Regions from separate parts of the Homo sapiens genome. Here region 1 is linked to region 2. A link is a contact called in ENCODE Hi-C or POLR2A ChIA-PET data. All regions are on one chromosome and are shown on one strand. The core of a region is the stretch at or near the end of the contact, and the rest is flanking DNA. Distances in the headings are between cores, read along the strand shown.

Region 1 (7,322 bases), core at 4,306-6,805, 1.1 Mb after region 2:
TCTTATATAGCTGAAGTGCTCCCAGAAGTTCTCACAGGAGCTAGAGGGTCATTAACGTGTGGTCAGATGGAGGTCTGAGTCCTAGCCTGGCCAGTTGCCAGTTGTGACCTTGGGGAAGTTCCTTACTCTCTTTTCCACTGTACCTTTATATGTAAAAGAGGATAATGATATAGACTTATGCCAGGAATAAATGAGATACACATGGTTATTGTAATTGTCATGGAACAGGGTGGGGCTTAAACATACAGTCAGAGGACATGGCCTAACCAAAACAGAGAATAGGAAACTGCTGAAGGACTGGTGAGTCATCTGCTTGACCTGAGGCCCAGGGTGGGCAGGAAATAGAGGGAAAGAAGGCTAGAAACGCAGGTTGGTTGGGGTCCCATCATGGTGCAGCACTTCAATACCAACCTGAGGGATTTGTGATGAATTTAATAGTAATAAGAAAACACAGAAGGTTTCCACAGTAGGGAAATACATGATCAAAATTTGCTCTGACTTGATGTGTTAGATTGAGTGTAGCAAAGATGAAGAGGGAGGAGCCCAAGATGGTTCTGGACTTTAAGAGTAGGAAGACACTGGCGCCTTCAGCCAGGAACAGGGTAGTCCGGAAGAAACAATGGCTCACAGAAAGAGAGGTATCAAAACTCATTGTGATGGAGGAGGATACAGCAGTACATCCAAATGAAAACATCTAGCAGGCAGATGGGTCTGCTGACCTTGAGTTCAGGAGAAATGCTGGGCTGGCAAGACAAACTTGGAAGACATCCATGAAAAATACCAGTTAAAACATGGATAAATACCCTGAGGGAGTTCAGGAAGAAGAGGGGAGACCCTTAGGAAGTATGACCCTGGAAAATGAGGAAAGCAAGAGGAGTCAGAGAAGCTAAGAGAAGAATCAGGATTTGCAGAATCACGGGATTAAAAGTAGTTTTCTTTCAAGAGTGCCAAATCTGACAGATCAGGACAGAGAAAAGGACTTTGAAAGCAGCAGAGATAGGCACAGCAGACCTACAACAGAATAGCTGAGGAACCAAGGTATCCTTCTTCATAGTTTCTGTGGCCTAATCTAATGCAAGGCTAGTGGAAAAAGCTTGATAAATATTGACTACTTGAACCACACAATAGCTGCCACATCTTGGGCTGAATGACTTCTGCAAAGTGCCTGAGTCCCTTGCCATATTCCACTCCATGTTGAGTTTCTTAGCCTGTTCTAGAAGAGAAATTAGTAACCCTGGCTCTGAAGTAGTGGTAGGGAGAGCTCACAATCAAGAAGGAGCTGTTTCCTCAATCCTGCAGTCTTGGGCCTGAGGCTAACCTCTTGCCTGTCTTTGGGCCATCTAAGTGAGACGGAAATCCATGTCTGTTTTTAACAGCTCCAGAGGCAATTCCTCAACATCTCTTGGTAGTCTGTTCTATAGTCTCTGAAAACCCTTGCCAAGGTCAACTAGAAAATAGGCCCTTGTGACCCAGAGTTTCTAAAAAGCTCACTTGACAAATTGAGTAATGAGTCAATCAAGAGGAAAAATAAAGTCAGAGATCACCCTGCTTCTGGAAGGACCGAGTCATCTACAGCTAAAGGAGTGGATTGTAAAGGGGACACAGAGGCCAACATCCTGGAGAGTGCACAGCACAGCTCTAACTCAGGGAACTGAGGAGCTCTGTCATGCCCAAGAACATCAGAAGCTTGAAGTACAAAGGATCATTTGTTCTGTGCCCTGAGAATGAACTCCAATGAAGTTATTCACAAGGAATGATTGTTGTCAAGGTCTTGTCATTGGAGCTTTCCCATTTTCGTGGTGTCTAGAACTGATAACCCTTGAGATCATGTATAGTGCTCGAAGACAAAGGGCATCACTTAACATCAAGGAGCCACATTAAGAAAAGAGTGGGGGGACAAAGAGGTACAGTGCAGAAAGAATTAGAATAAAAACATATGCTTGCTGCAGGTATTGAGACAGAGCTTATAGGGAAGCTTATAGGGAATGTCAAGGGTCCATGTCTGTGAATCATGTTACATTTTATTGGCATTCTACTAAATATGATGTATGGGAAATGTTGTATTGGATTTTTAAGAATACTTTTAGTCATTCAAATGTTTATTGAGCAGCACCTAGGTGCCACGCACTAGGCTGGGCAACAGGGCACGATGGTGCATTCTCTTGAGGAGTGAACAGCTTATTGGGAGAGACAAGTGTGAGCAAGGAACTGTGAAACAGCTTTAAAGGTGTTAATAGAAGCAAGGGACTTACCATGAGGAGACAGAAAGAGAAACTTAGAAGAGCAGCACAGAGAAACTGTTGCAAATTCTGGGGATTTCATTTGAGCTACAGATAGCCCTGCATTGGCATTTGCAGACTGAATATGCATGAATGATAAAAACCCCCAGTGAGTAATCCAAAAGGTCCCTGTCATGAGGTAATTTGCTGAGACACAAATTTGAATGGGGCTGCCAGGAGGCCAGAGTGTACTTGCCAGCCACTCAGCTAGTGAATGACCACTCCTAACACTGGCATTTGTGTCCCAGTACCACTTAGCTCTCCTTACTTTCTCATCGACATCCGCACAATAATTCTCATACTGTGATCAATTTTTTCTTCACAGAGTCAGGGAAATAGGGCGTTAATAAGGTAAAGATATAAGGTAATGAAGTAAGAAGTTTATTTTAATGGCAAAATTTATTTAAGTAGCTTTAGAAATTACTTTGGCCCCATATTCATAGAACCATTAAGAGTCTAAAAAGATTCTTTACATTTTTCAGCTACACTTTACCGTACTTTATGGTGGAAATTATATGCCATGATGACATTCATGATTTTGGAGACTCACCAAGGTCATGGATGAACCCTCTGAGAATGTCAAGGGTCCAAGTCCATGAATAATGTTACATTTTATTGGCTTTACTAAATATAACAAAATCTTATTTTAAGTTTGAAAAATAAGATATTCTTCCTTATGTGATTTCCCTATATTTTGGGAAAGGCTGCCATTCCCCTCCCCGTTTATGAAGGTTTAACATGTGTCACCAGAAGACAAAGGAGTTATTTATCCACAAAACTGCAGCCTGACAAGCAACTCAAATTAAGAAACATAACTACATTCCCCAATGAAATGCTTTCCTTTTGGTCTATTGCCTGGAACCTAATAACCACTGAAACTCAAACTCTGACCCCACCCTGCCCCCCAAATACCTCCAAGAACCTCGAACTTAACATGACATCACCCACAGTCCCAAGCTGCTTCCCCTTCTATCACCTTGTTCAGTTACCAAGTAAATACATTTACCTCCTAAGTGATTCTTAAATGCAAATGCAGCCAGGCCTCTCCAGCCCCACAGCACTGCCCCAAGCTAGCCGAGGGTCAAAGTATCTGTCATCACAATATTCTGAAACGCTGCCTCCTCTATTCTCTATATGGATGCAGAGTAATTTTTCTCAAAATGCATGGCTTGCCTTCATTGGCTTCCACTGAAGTTTAAGATAAGGTCCTATCAAGAGAAGACACTGGGCCCTACTAGAGGGTGAAGGGTAGGAGGAGGCAGAGGATAAAAAAAAAATACCTATTGGGTACTATCCTCATTACCAGGGTGATAAAATAATCTGTCCAACAAACCCCTATGACATGCAATTTACCTATATAACAAACCTGCACCTGTACCTCTGAACCTAAAAGTTAAAAAAATTATTCACCAAACCCAGTGATCAAGGTTAATAACACCAGTAAAAAGTCATATTGCTATCATGTACCCCTGACATAATGCAATGAGAAGGCACTTCATCTTCATGGTATTCATCCCCCAAATCCAAAACCCTGGTCTAATCATGAGGAAACATCAGATAAATGCAAATGAGGAACAATTCTACAGAATATCTGACCAGTCCTCTTTAAAAATGTCAAGGTCATGAAAAACAGAGAAAGACTGAGAAGCTGTCACAGATTGAGAAGAATAAGGAGATGTAATGACTAAATGCAACATCATATCTTGGATTAGATTCTAGAGAAAAAAAGACATTAGTGGAAAAACTAGTAAAATCAAAATAAAGTCTGTAGTCTTAATTTTAAAAAGAAAAAAGATATGGTCTATCAACAACCAATTGATTCTTGGACAGTGATTCTGATGCCCATGGTCGACACATAACACCTTGAGAAATGCCTTGACTGTGAGTTGTTTCTCCCCCTCAGTACAGGATGAGTTCTTTCATATCTCTATGCATTTTGCATTTGCCAAATGCTGGTCCTGTACTACTCATTCACCTTTCTCTTTTCAGTGAGACTCTACAGTCTGTCAGTATTCAATTTAAATGTCACTACTTGAGCAAAGTCACACGTAAATCTCTCAGTGGCCAGAGAGCCACTGAGTGGCTCTCTGACCACTGAGGGATTTACATGTGGCCAGAGATTTACATGTCTGGCCTTCCACGGCACTGGATACACAACCCCACTAAAGCAGGTGTCACAGTTTACTATAATAACTTGTTAACAGGTTTATTTTCTCCAGTGATCCATGTGCTCTTTTTCAACTTTGAATCCCTAGTACCTAGCACTATGTTTGGCTCCTGCCAGGCAGGCAGTCAGCCTTTGCTGAATGAAAGGACCAGTGATTGAGGTCTGTGGCTACACGGTAAAATGAGAGAGACGAGTCATCAAAGGGAAAAACTGCTTTTTTGTTAACTATAAAGTGAACCAAGGTGTCAGAACAGTTAAAACAAGGATGAAGAGTGCTTTTAGATCTCAATCAATTTTTAAATTACTCGTCACACCTGTCCTAGCTAAAGACTAACTCTAGCACCTCCTGCGGCCTGTTAGTCAGTATTTCACACTTGGGCAGCAGATCCAGCAAATGTTCAATGATCGCAGAAGAAATACTTAGAAGCTATTGGCTTTGAAAATAAAAATGTAAGAAGATGCCTAGTAAAAGCATCTGCTAAATATTCTTCCTGTTTGGCACATTAGACTGCAGTATCAGACACATGACCGTGGTCATACTGTACACAATGCCCAATGTCTGCCAAAACTCTGGCATATGAGAGACTTAGTGCTGGAGTACGGAGGGATTCTTCCGGTATCCCCACTACACACAGTGGTGGAAAGAAGAGCTTCCAGAACAAACCCAGTCAGGCAAAGAGGCAAATACACTGCATTTAGTAACGCTGCTGGAGCCCGCCCTTCACCCTTTCTGAAGGTAGGATACTAAAAGGGCTCAAGCCTAAATCTAATCCAACAAGCTATATTCTGAATAACGACCAATCTCTGATAAAGCTGTTCCCCTAACCCTTCTGCTGCCCGAAACACTCACTCTACAGCCCCTACTGGGCTACCGGGTTCCCCACTGGACTCTGGACAGCGCCGCGCCCTGCTCGGCCTCACCCACCCGGTGGCGCTTGGGCCCGCCCTAGTCCCCCACCCCCACCCCAGGGCACCACCTACCAGGGCCCCGCCCCGCCTCAGCCCCACGTGCGGGGCCCCACCCCGGCGCTAGCGGCCCTTTAAACACCCCCACCCTTACACATTACCCCCCCCCCACCCGGACGGCAGCCGAATAGGGACAAAACTCATGGCGTACAGCCAGTTTCCTCCGCGGAGCACGTCCTGTGCTGCTCCAGCCGTTGGGGCTCTCCACCCCGGGCCACAGCCTCCTGGCGCCCCCCGGGCCGAGGCAGCCGGGCCGAGGAGTGTCGGTGTGGTCCGGCTACGGGGCGGGGCCGGCGGGAGCTCCGGTCGCCGCCGCCGCCGCTGCTGCCTCCGCCTGCCTCTTGGGCCGCCCGCTCGCCCGCCGCTGGGTGCGCTGCACGCGGGGGGCAGCCGTGGTGCAGAGGTTCATGCAGCGGCGGCGGCGGCGGCGGCTGCTGCTGCTGCCGCCGCGGAGGCAGACAGACCGGGCGCTGCCACCGCCGCCCTCCCCCGGCTCCATGCCGCCGCCGCTGCCGCCTCCTCCTCTCCGGCGAGGGGCGGGGGGCTCCGGCCCGGGGTGGGCACCATTCCTCGCAGCGCCGCTCCCCTCCCTGCCCTCCGCCCGGGCGCTGGAGCCGGCGAGGGCACCCGCCGCCTCCTAGGAGTGCACCCTCCGCGCGCCCTGCCGGAGCGAGGGGGCGGGCGTGGGCGGACGTCGGGGCAGCGGGGACCCCGCGCGGCTGCAAGAGGAGGGGGCTTCCCCAAGGATGCCCGGCGGCTCCCCGCTCCTAGGTGCGAGCTGAGTCTGACCGGGAGCGAGCGGCGCGTCGCCATGCCGGCGTGACGGGCGCCCCCGGCTGCCCGCGCGGGCCCCCGCGCTGCCCCACGCCGCGCCGTGCCGGCACCGGGCTGCAGGATGGGCTGTATCCAAAGCATCACCTGCAAGGCGCGGATCCGGCGCGAGAACATCGTGGTGTACGATGTGTGCGCCACCATCGACCAGTGCCCCACGCGCATCGAGGAGACCTCGCCCATCGTCCTGCGCTACAAGACCCCCTACTTCAAAGCCTCCGCCCGCGTGGTCATGCCCCCCATCCCCCGCCACGAGACCTGGGTGGTGGGCTGGATTCAGGCGTGCAATCAGATGGAGTTCTTCAACACCTACAGCGACCTGGGCATGTAAGCGACTCGCCGCGCGGCACGGGAGCGGACTCTGGGCCCCCAGCTCTGCTTGCCACCTTGACCCCCCTCCCCAGCTCCTTCCTACTGCTGTCCCCATCGTCTTTCTAAACCTTCCTCCCGCCTCCTCTCCCACCTCCCTCCTCCCTACGCTTTTGTTTCAGTGACAGGGCGGGTGTAGGGAGGCTCCTTGCGAAGGCATTTTCTCGTGGTTTGCTTCTGACTTCCCAGAAACGCGAGGAGAAAGGTGCGGGGCGGGAAGAACGCGACAAGGAGGGTTCGAGAGGCGGAGGTGGGGATGGCTGGCGAGTGCCTGGCGAGTTTCAGGGCGCCGTCTGTGCTTTGTGGGGCTCCCCGGGAAGAGTTTGGGGGAAACCATAGAGGAGTGGAGTGGAGTGCCGGGGGCGCATGGGCTGTGCCGCGCGTCCTTTGGAGAAACCGGAGCGGGCTTGGAAGAGCAGGTCCCGGGCATCCGAGCGGGAGTTGGTAGTTCTGTCCTTGCCCTCGCGACTGTTGAAGTTTCGAACCCTTGTCCCCCGGGCCAGGGAGCCCGGAGGCGTTTCCGTCTGGAACCACAAGCCGGACACAGTTGCCTCTCTGTTTCCGCGCCCCCTGGACCAGTTCTGGTGGGGAGCTGGAAGGCACCGAGTGCGTCCCGGCCAAGAAGGGCGGATAGCCTTGTGCGAGCAGCGTTCGGCTGGCGCGGCGCGGGGTGTTTCTTATGCTAAAGGAAAGGATGGATCTCTTGTCTG
Region 2 (7,198 bases), core at 1,032-3,531:
TACAGGACAGATTTTTCCCCCTAGGCCCAATACTACTGCAAAGTATAAGAAAGTCTTTTTAAGAGAAAACAAACCATCACAGAGTTGATACTTAGCTAGGACCTGTTTTAATGCTAGTAAAGCCCCAAGAGAGTTTGTTTTGCCCGCAGAGGAGGGGAAAGTGTGTGGAAGTTGGTGGAGGTAGTCATTTTGGTTATTAGTAAATAAATCAAGCAGCAGAGAACATGAGGCCTAGGCAACTGCTAGAGAAGCCAAGGCCCAGCTTCCCCCCTCTCTTCCCAGCACGGCCTGGGTTTGATCTCAGAGCCCTGCGGATTGCCAAGGAAAAAAAAAATCATATCGAACCACAAAAGCACATGGGGCGAATGTAAAATATAAACACGGCGTTGGGCTGTGAGTGGCTGTTATTAAAGGTCTGAATTACTAAACATGAGAGGCGGGGAAAGCCAGGCGGCCATTTCAATAATATAAACCTCCCCGAATTAGACATTATTCAAATGAGAAGAGGTTCAGCTAAGCAGAGAGTAAAGACGACCCAGCACACAGCGAGAAAACACCGCCACAGAAGAAGGGAGGGGGATCCCCGTCCCTCCCCACCGACTCCCAACAGGAGAGAGGAAATCGAGAATACGATCAACTTGTCAGGCCAGCCCATTCTGGGGCAGGAGGGCAGCCCTTTACATCCAAGTTCTCGGGAGGCCTCTGGGCGCTTCTGGGGCCTCGGAGCGAGAGGCCCCGGAGGGCCACCCGCCCCGTGCGTCCCGGTCAGGCGCAGGGGGTGGGGGGAACGGAGGGGGGGCAGCGGGGAGGGGCAAAGGGAGACGGAGGTCAGACCACGCCAGGCACCTCCAGCCCAACTCGCCCGCGAAGCCCCGGCCGACAACGCAAAGGGGCTGCCGACCGCCGGCCGGGGGCGCGCGGGCCGCCCCAGAGGACATCCCCTCGGAAGGAACTTGCCCCAAGGACTCCTTCCAATCCAGTCCACCCCCCAGGGGGGGCACGCAGACCCCTGCGCGGGTTCCCCACCCCCGCCGCCCCAGGCCACCTCGCAGCGCCCACGACCGCTCACCCCTACCCACCTAGAGAGCAGGCCTGGCTTGGGTCAGGCCACCACATTGGGGACCAGTGGGGCGAGGCCGAAGTGCCTGGGGCCGTGACCCCCGGGCTCAGCCCCGCGCGGGGCGCGGGCAGGGAGCTCTCCCCGCGCGCACCCCCGGTTGCCCTGAGGGCCGCCCCCCAAGGCGGGCAGCGCCCCCCCGCCCGGGCCCGCTCCCGGGGGAAGACGCGTGCGGGTGTCCGGCCGCCGGGGTCCGCTCCGGCCCCGCCGCCTCCCCGGCATTGTGCTCGCCGCCGCCTCCATCCCCCTTCACGCCCCCCACCCCGCGCCCGCCCGGCCCCGGCCGCCCGCCCGCGCCCTACTGCGCCCCGCCGGCCCAGCAGCTATGAATATGTAAAATGTCTTTATTGTCCTCTCCCTCTGCCCCGGCCCCGCCGCCCCGCCGCGGACCCGCTCGGGTTCGGGCACGGCGGCGAGGAGGCGGCAGCGGCGGCCGGCAGAGGAGGAGGGCCGGTGCCGACGGGCAGACGGCGAGCGGCGGCGGGGTGGGCCGGGTGCAGGAGGAGGGCAGTGGATCGCAGCCCCCTTTGCCCCTTGTCTTCCCCCTCCGCCTGGCCGCTCCGAGCCTCTTTCCCCCTCCGCTCAGCGCCCGGCGGGGGCTCAATGCTCCCCGGCCCCCCATCTCCCCGCCGTTAATTATAATAATCCTGAGTACTAATAAATTATGCTAAGTCGCGGGGGGGGGCAGCGGGAGCCGGGGTTGAGTATGAATATGAATATGTAAAATGCTGTAATGATTACCTGCTGCTGCTGCCGCCGCGGCTGAACTCTCATCTTGACTCGCTGCTCCTCCGTCCGCCATTTTGAATATTTTAACCAAAATCGCCCGGTCGATAAACCCTCCCTCGCTCTGGCTCCCCTCCCCCCTCCCGCCCTGCTTGCCTCCTCCCTCCTCTCCGCCCCCTCCCGCTCCTTCCTCTCCCCGGGCGCGCGCCAGGGGGCGCGCGAGGCCGGCTCTGTTCGCCCCGGCCCCCTCAGAAGAGCTCCACCCCCTTCCCGCGCTCTGCGCACGCGCCTTCGGGGCGCTGTGGCCCTTCGGTAGCTAAAGCAGCGCCCTCAATCAGCCAGGCACCCTGTGGCTTCATTTTTCGTCTCGGCTCTGCGCATGCGCGCCTTTCTCCTGCCGCCAGAAGTGTCGCCGGCGCATGCGCTCCCTCTAGCTCAGAACCAGATTATATAGTATCCCGGGCGCCTGTGTCTTCTTACACTTCTCCCTTTTCCTCCCGCCTTGCTTCCCTCCTGGCTTCGCTCCGGTCTCCCCCAGTGGCCTGTGGCATTGTAAAAGCACGGCAAGGAGCGCAGCGGCCAGAAACGTGGGGGCGCGTGGAAGGGCAGTGAGCGGCCCGCGTGCCCTGTGCTCCGCACTTTCTTCAGGGTTTCCGCGCAGTTGAAACATTGGCAACAATGGATAAGCCGCTCCTCGCTAGGTAATTTCCGGCCCTCTGGGCAGGTAGGGGCGGAAACGACCGCCACGGGAGCCGGGCATGAGGCACCTGCTGAGCCACACGCGGGCCTCCCGCTTTAAATTTGAATCCGAGCTAATCCCCGCCCCCGGCTCTGCTAGTGCAGGAGACCCGGCCCCGGCAAACGCGAGGGGGAGTGTCGTGTGATTGTTTTAATTAGCCCTAAATCTCTTCTGCTCTACTTGCTTCTAACGCCAGGCTGGCTTCCTCGGGAGCTAGGCGTCTTATTAAGTCGCTAATTTCCGCCCTACCCTTCCTTTCTGCCTTCACGCCCCTCTAACGCCGCTCCCCCCAATCGAAACAGACCCCATATTCTGAGGCTTCCCCCCGCGCCTTCTTCCCGCCTTGGAACACCTTTTAAAACCTAGCAGTAAGCTGATGACTAATAAAAATGTCGAAATCGTAACTTCATCGTGAATTTTATTTTGCTGTGTTTCTCAGAGTAAATATGGTATTGGGGAAAGGTTTCGCGTTGCACATATCTTTCTTGGTAACTAGACATAATGTTGCTGAGTTTTCTTTATCTTAAATGGCGAAATTCCCTGGACAAAGTCCCAGGTCTAATTATTTTACGAATTTTTAAAGCCCTATTTTTGTTTGTTTGTTTGTTTTTTAAGAATAGAAAGGTGTATTTCATGGTAAGCAAAGTTTAAAAAAAATCAGCTCTAGTTAATCTGTCTTGAGAGATATGACTGAAGTTTAAATTGGGTAGAACTGCTGGTTCTACAATTAAAAACAAAACTGATTTCCAAGTGAGTGCAATTATTTTAATGGGTAAAGTTTTAATCATCAGTCCTAGAATGCTCGTTGGACTCCTTTAACTGTGCAAGTACAGTTAAAGCTATTGTCAGTGACAGGCAACGATTTGGGGGTGGGATTGATTTGTTCGTGGTAATTAAGCCTTAGGGTGTGTGCATGACTGTTTGAACCAAATAATTAGACCGCCCTGTAATCTAATTATTTAGAGCCACGCCAACCAGCACACTTAAGGAAATGAAATATTTAACTAGTTAATCTGGAAATATGGCCTAAGTTATTTTCACCAGCATTACTGTAAGGGAAGTCTCAGAATTGACAACCTTATTGGAAATAGTTAAGTACATGCCCCTGCTCTGGGGACCACAAATTTGAAATCATCTCCATTAAGAAAAAGAGCTCAAATACCCTCATTTAATTTCCTGTCTTCTATTTAATCCTAGTTTTGCTCTTTGGTTCAAAAAGTATATTAATATGACCTTCGGAAAGTCATTGAAGCTAGTGTATGTGTTATGCATTCTTTACTGTTTCACTTCTATAAAAGGAAATTTTCATGGAAAGGATTTTTATTTAAGGAAGGATAGTTCTGTGAGAACAAAAATAGCTTAAAATAGACTGTATCAAAGTTTCATTTTCCTCCTAATGAGTTATTTATGTTTCCAGCTGTCCCCAGTGCCTAGCACAATGCCTGGGCATAGTAGGTGTTCATATTTGTTGAAGAAAAATAGTGAATATACAGTTATGTATGTTAGGATTATTTGTAAAATTAATGTCATTTATTCAATAAAAAATTGTAAACATCTGCATTCTCATGAACTTACTAGGTGCTAAAGATAGGAAAATGTGTAAGACACTACTTTAACCTCAGCAAACTCACATATATCACTTTAAAAAAGAAAAAAAAAAACCCTTACAATACCCTGGGAGGTAGAAACTCTTTATCCCAGTTATCTAGGATGGGAAGATTGAGGCATAGAGATGTCAAGTAACTTGCCCAGTGTCACACCACTATTAAGTGTTAGAGCTAAAATTCAAACACAGGCAAGGGACCGTACTCTTAACCACTACACTAAGTTATTTGCTTTGGGTCAGGCAAAATCTTGGAGGTACATGTATTAGACTGTTCGTGCATTGCTATAAAGAAATACCTGACACTTGGTAACTTACAAGAAAAGAGGTTTAATTGACTCATGGGTCTGTAGGCTATACAGGAAGCATAGCACTGGGAAGGACTATGTTTCTGGGGAAGACTCTGGAAGCTTACAGTCGTGGTGAAGGCCAAGCAGGAGCTTGTACATCACACAGGAGAACAGGAGCAAGAGAAAGGGTAGGGGGGCAGGTGCCACACACTTTTACAAGAACTCACTGTCATGAGGACAGCACCAAGGCGATGGTGCTAAACCATTCATGAGAAATCTACCCCAATGATCCAGACACCTCTGTATTAGTCTGTTCTTCCACTGCTATAAAGAAATACCTGAGATGGGGTAATTTACAAAGAGGTGTAATTAGCTCACAGTTCCACAAGCTGTGAGATACACACTTAACCAGATCTCATGAGAACTCACTGTCACCAGAACAGCAAGGGGGAAATCCACCCCCATGATCCAATCACCTCCCTCCAGGCCCCACAACCAAAATTGGGGATTATAATTTGACATGAGATTTGGTGGGGTCACAGATTAAACCATATGGGTACATATAGTTCAGTATAGGAAGGGAACAACACATTAACAAACAATGTCCTTGTATATAATGTCATAATAAAAATGTAGGCCAGGTGCAGTAGTTGCACCTAAAATCCTACCACTTTGGAAGACTGAGGCAGGAGGATTGCTTGACACCAGGAGTTCAAGACCAACCTGGGCAACACAGTCCCTGTCTCTACAAAAAGCCAAAAGTTAAGGTGGGTGTGGTGGCACACACCTATGGTCCCAGCTCCTTAGCTCCTTGGGAGGCTGAGGTGAGGGATGAGGACTGCTTGAGGGCAGGAGTTCGAGGCTGCAGTGAGCTATGATGGTGCCACTGCACTCCTACCTGGGTGACAGAGTGAGACTCTGTCTCAAAAAAATGATTTTAATAAATAAATACAAATAAAAAGGTATATGTGGATGAGAACTTAACTTCACTTAGAAACAAATAGCAACTATTATAATTGCCAAAAAGTAGAAACAATTCAAATGTTTTTCATATGAATGAATAAAACATTCATACCATGGAATACTACTCAGCAATTGAAAAGAATGAACTACTATCATATACAACAACTTCAATGAATCTCAAAGGCATTATGCTGACTGAAAGAGGCCAGTCTCAAAAGGTTATATACCATGTACTATATGGTTCCATCTGTATGACATTAATGAGATAACAAAACTATAGTGATGGAAAACAGATCAGTGTTTGCCAGGAGATAGTTACAGGGGAAGATGTGATTATAAGGGATAGGCACAAGGGAAGTTTGGAGGAGGGGGGTGGTTAATGGAGTTGTTCTGTATCCTGAGTATGGTAGTGGTAACACAAATCTGTACATATAGTAAAATACACACATGGCACAGTAGTGCAGGGGAGTGGTGGTTACTTCTGCCTAGCTGTTACCATTACTGGATGAATGTTCCTTAGTAACAGCCCTAAAGTGTCAACAGGAATGTGTTCCATCTGTCTTGCTAAAGTGCAACACACAGGCTCCCTTGCAGCTAGGTGTGGCCATGTGTGACAAAATTTTGACTATTGAATTATAAAGAGTTAATTTGGTGGGATTTCTGGGAATGCTTTTTCAAGAAGCAAGTTTTGGGAGGCCGAGGCGGGAGGATTGCTTGAGGCCAGGAGTTCAGGGCCAGCCCTGACAACATATGAGACTGTGACTCTACAGAAAATATAAAAATTAGCTGGATGTGGTGGCACATGCCTGTAGTCCCAGCTACTTGAGAGGCTTAGGTGGGAGGATCACTTGAGCCTGGAAGGTTAAGACTGCAGTGAGCCTTAATCTCACCACTGCAGTCCAACCTGGGCGACAGAGCAAGACTCTGTCTCAAAAAAATAAAACAAGCAAGTTTATTCTTCCTCCTTTTTTTGTCTTCCTGCTGCCCAGAATGCAGATGTGAAGACTGAAATACCTGCAGTGTTCTTGGGCCTTGAAGTGCCATTTTTCTCAAAAGACCACACCCTGTTAGGAGCAATTAGCAGATCAGACCTTCTCCACAGGCAGAGGGAAGCACAGGACTGGGACTGGCACAGCCTTCCTTGTACTGGAGTTAACTCTTGGTGCTACCACATGGTTTTGTTAAAGACTGGGGAATCCAGACACTGGGAGATGTATTTTAATGATTATAATTGCCTTAAGTGACTAAATAAAAAATTATTACTTTTTATAAACATCCCCAACATTTCACCTGTTCATAAAGATGAACATTCTAATCTAGCAAATTAATTTGTTTTGTGGCCTAGGGATGCATTTCGTAACTAATCTTACAGCAGAGGCTTTCAAACTATGTTCTGTGAAGTCGTCAGTGCCAGCCTTGATGAAAAACAAGCCCTCTACGTCCCCTTCAGCCAGAATGGTTCTGCTTCACCTGTATTGGAGTTCAAGATGAGATTTTGTTTAAAAACATGGTATATATATATATGTGTGTGTGTGTGTGTGGGTGTGTGTACATATATACATATCTAGAAGTATATAAAATCAAGAAAAAAAAGGATGCCATTACTCTTTAGCATTCTATTGACACTTTGGCAAGGGTAAAAAGTAAATGAAATTAAATAATTGGTACAAATATTGGGGAGTCATAGAAATTATCATTTTTATGTGTAAGTTATTGTCTATGTAGAAAATACAAGAAAATCAATTGAATCGTTAGCATAG

Evidence for each region. A loop is a pair of places that touch in the nucleus more often than their neighbours do. ChIA-PET counts read pairs that join two places held with the same protein, here RNA polymerase II (POLR2A). Pooled maps may share reads with other maps.
Region 1: a loop to region 2 is called in a map with no recorded cell type, with 17 times the contacts of the local background. The contact joins the promoter of FAM78B here to the promoter of POU2F1-DT in region 2. A Hi-C loop is called at or near these places in 8 of 37 single-sample maps with no recorded cell type and 8 of 50 pooled maps. POLR2A ChIA-PET finds 5 or more read pairs at or near these places in 2 of 52 experiments (activated CD4-positive, alpha-beta memory T cell and activated T-cell).

What each region holds. Positions count from the first base shown.
Region 1 is chr1:166,165,234-166,172,555 of GRCh38, reverse strand. It overlaps FAM78B (family with sequence similarity 78 member B), which reads left to right and starts at 5,555. Exons shown (of 2, transcript NM_001017961.5): 1 at 5,555-6,570. The coding sequence starts at 6,308. LOC112268276 (a long non-coding RNA gene) reads right to left here and starts at 6,679. Exons shown (of 3, transcript XR_002958633.2): 1 at 6,502-6,679. RefSeq lists enhancers at 2,301-2,380, 6,295-6,344, 6,445-6,614, 5,786-6,688 and silencers at 3,221-3,280, 5,315-5,804, 5,845-5,904.
Region 2 is chr1:167,215,619-167,222,816 of GRCh38, reverse strand. POU2F1-DT (POU2F1 divergent transcript) reads left to right here and starts at 2,281. Exons shown (of 1, transcript NR_185889.1): 1 at 2,281-2,986. POU2F1 (POU class 2 homeobox 1) reads right to left here and starts at 1,931. Exons shown (of 16, transcript NM_002697.4): 1 at 1,859-1,931. The coding sequence starts at 1,919. RefSeq lists enhancers at 529-708, 2,239-2,348 and silencers at 769-948, 959-1,238, 1,459-1,608, 1,959-2,058.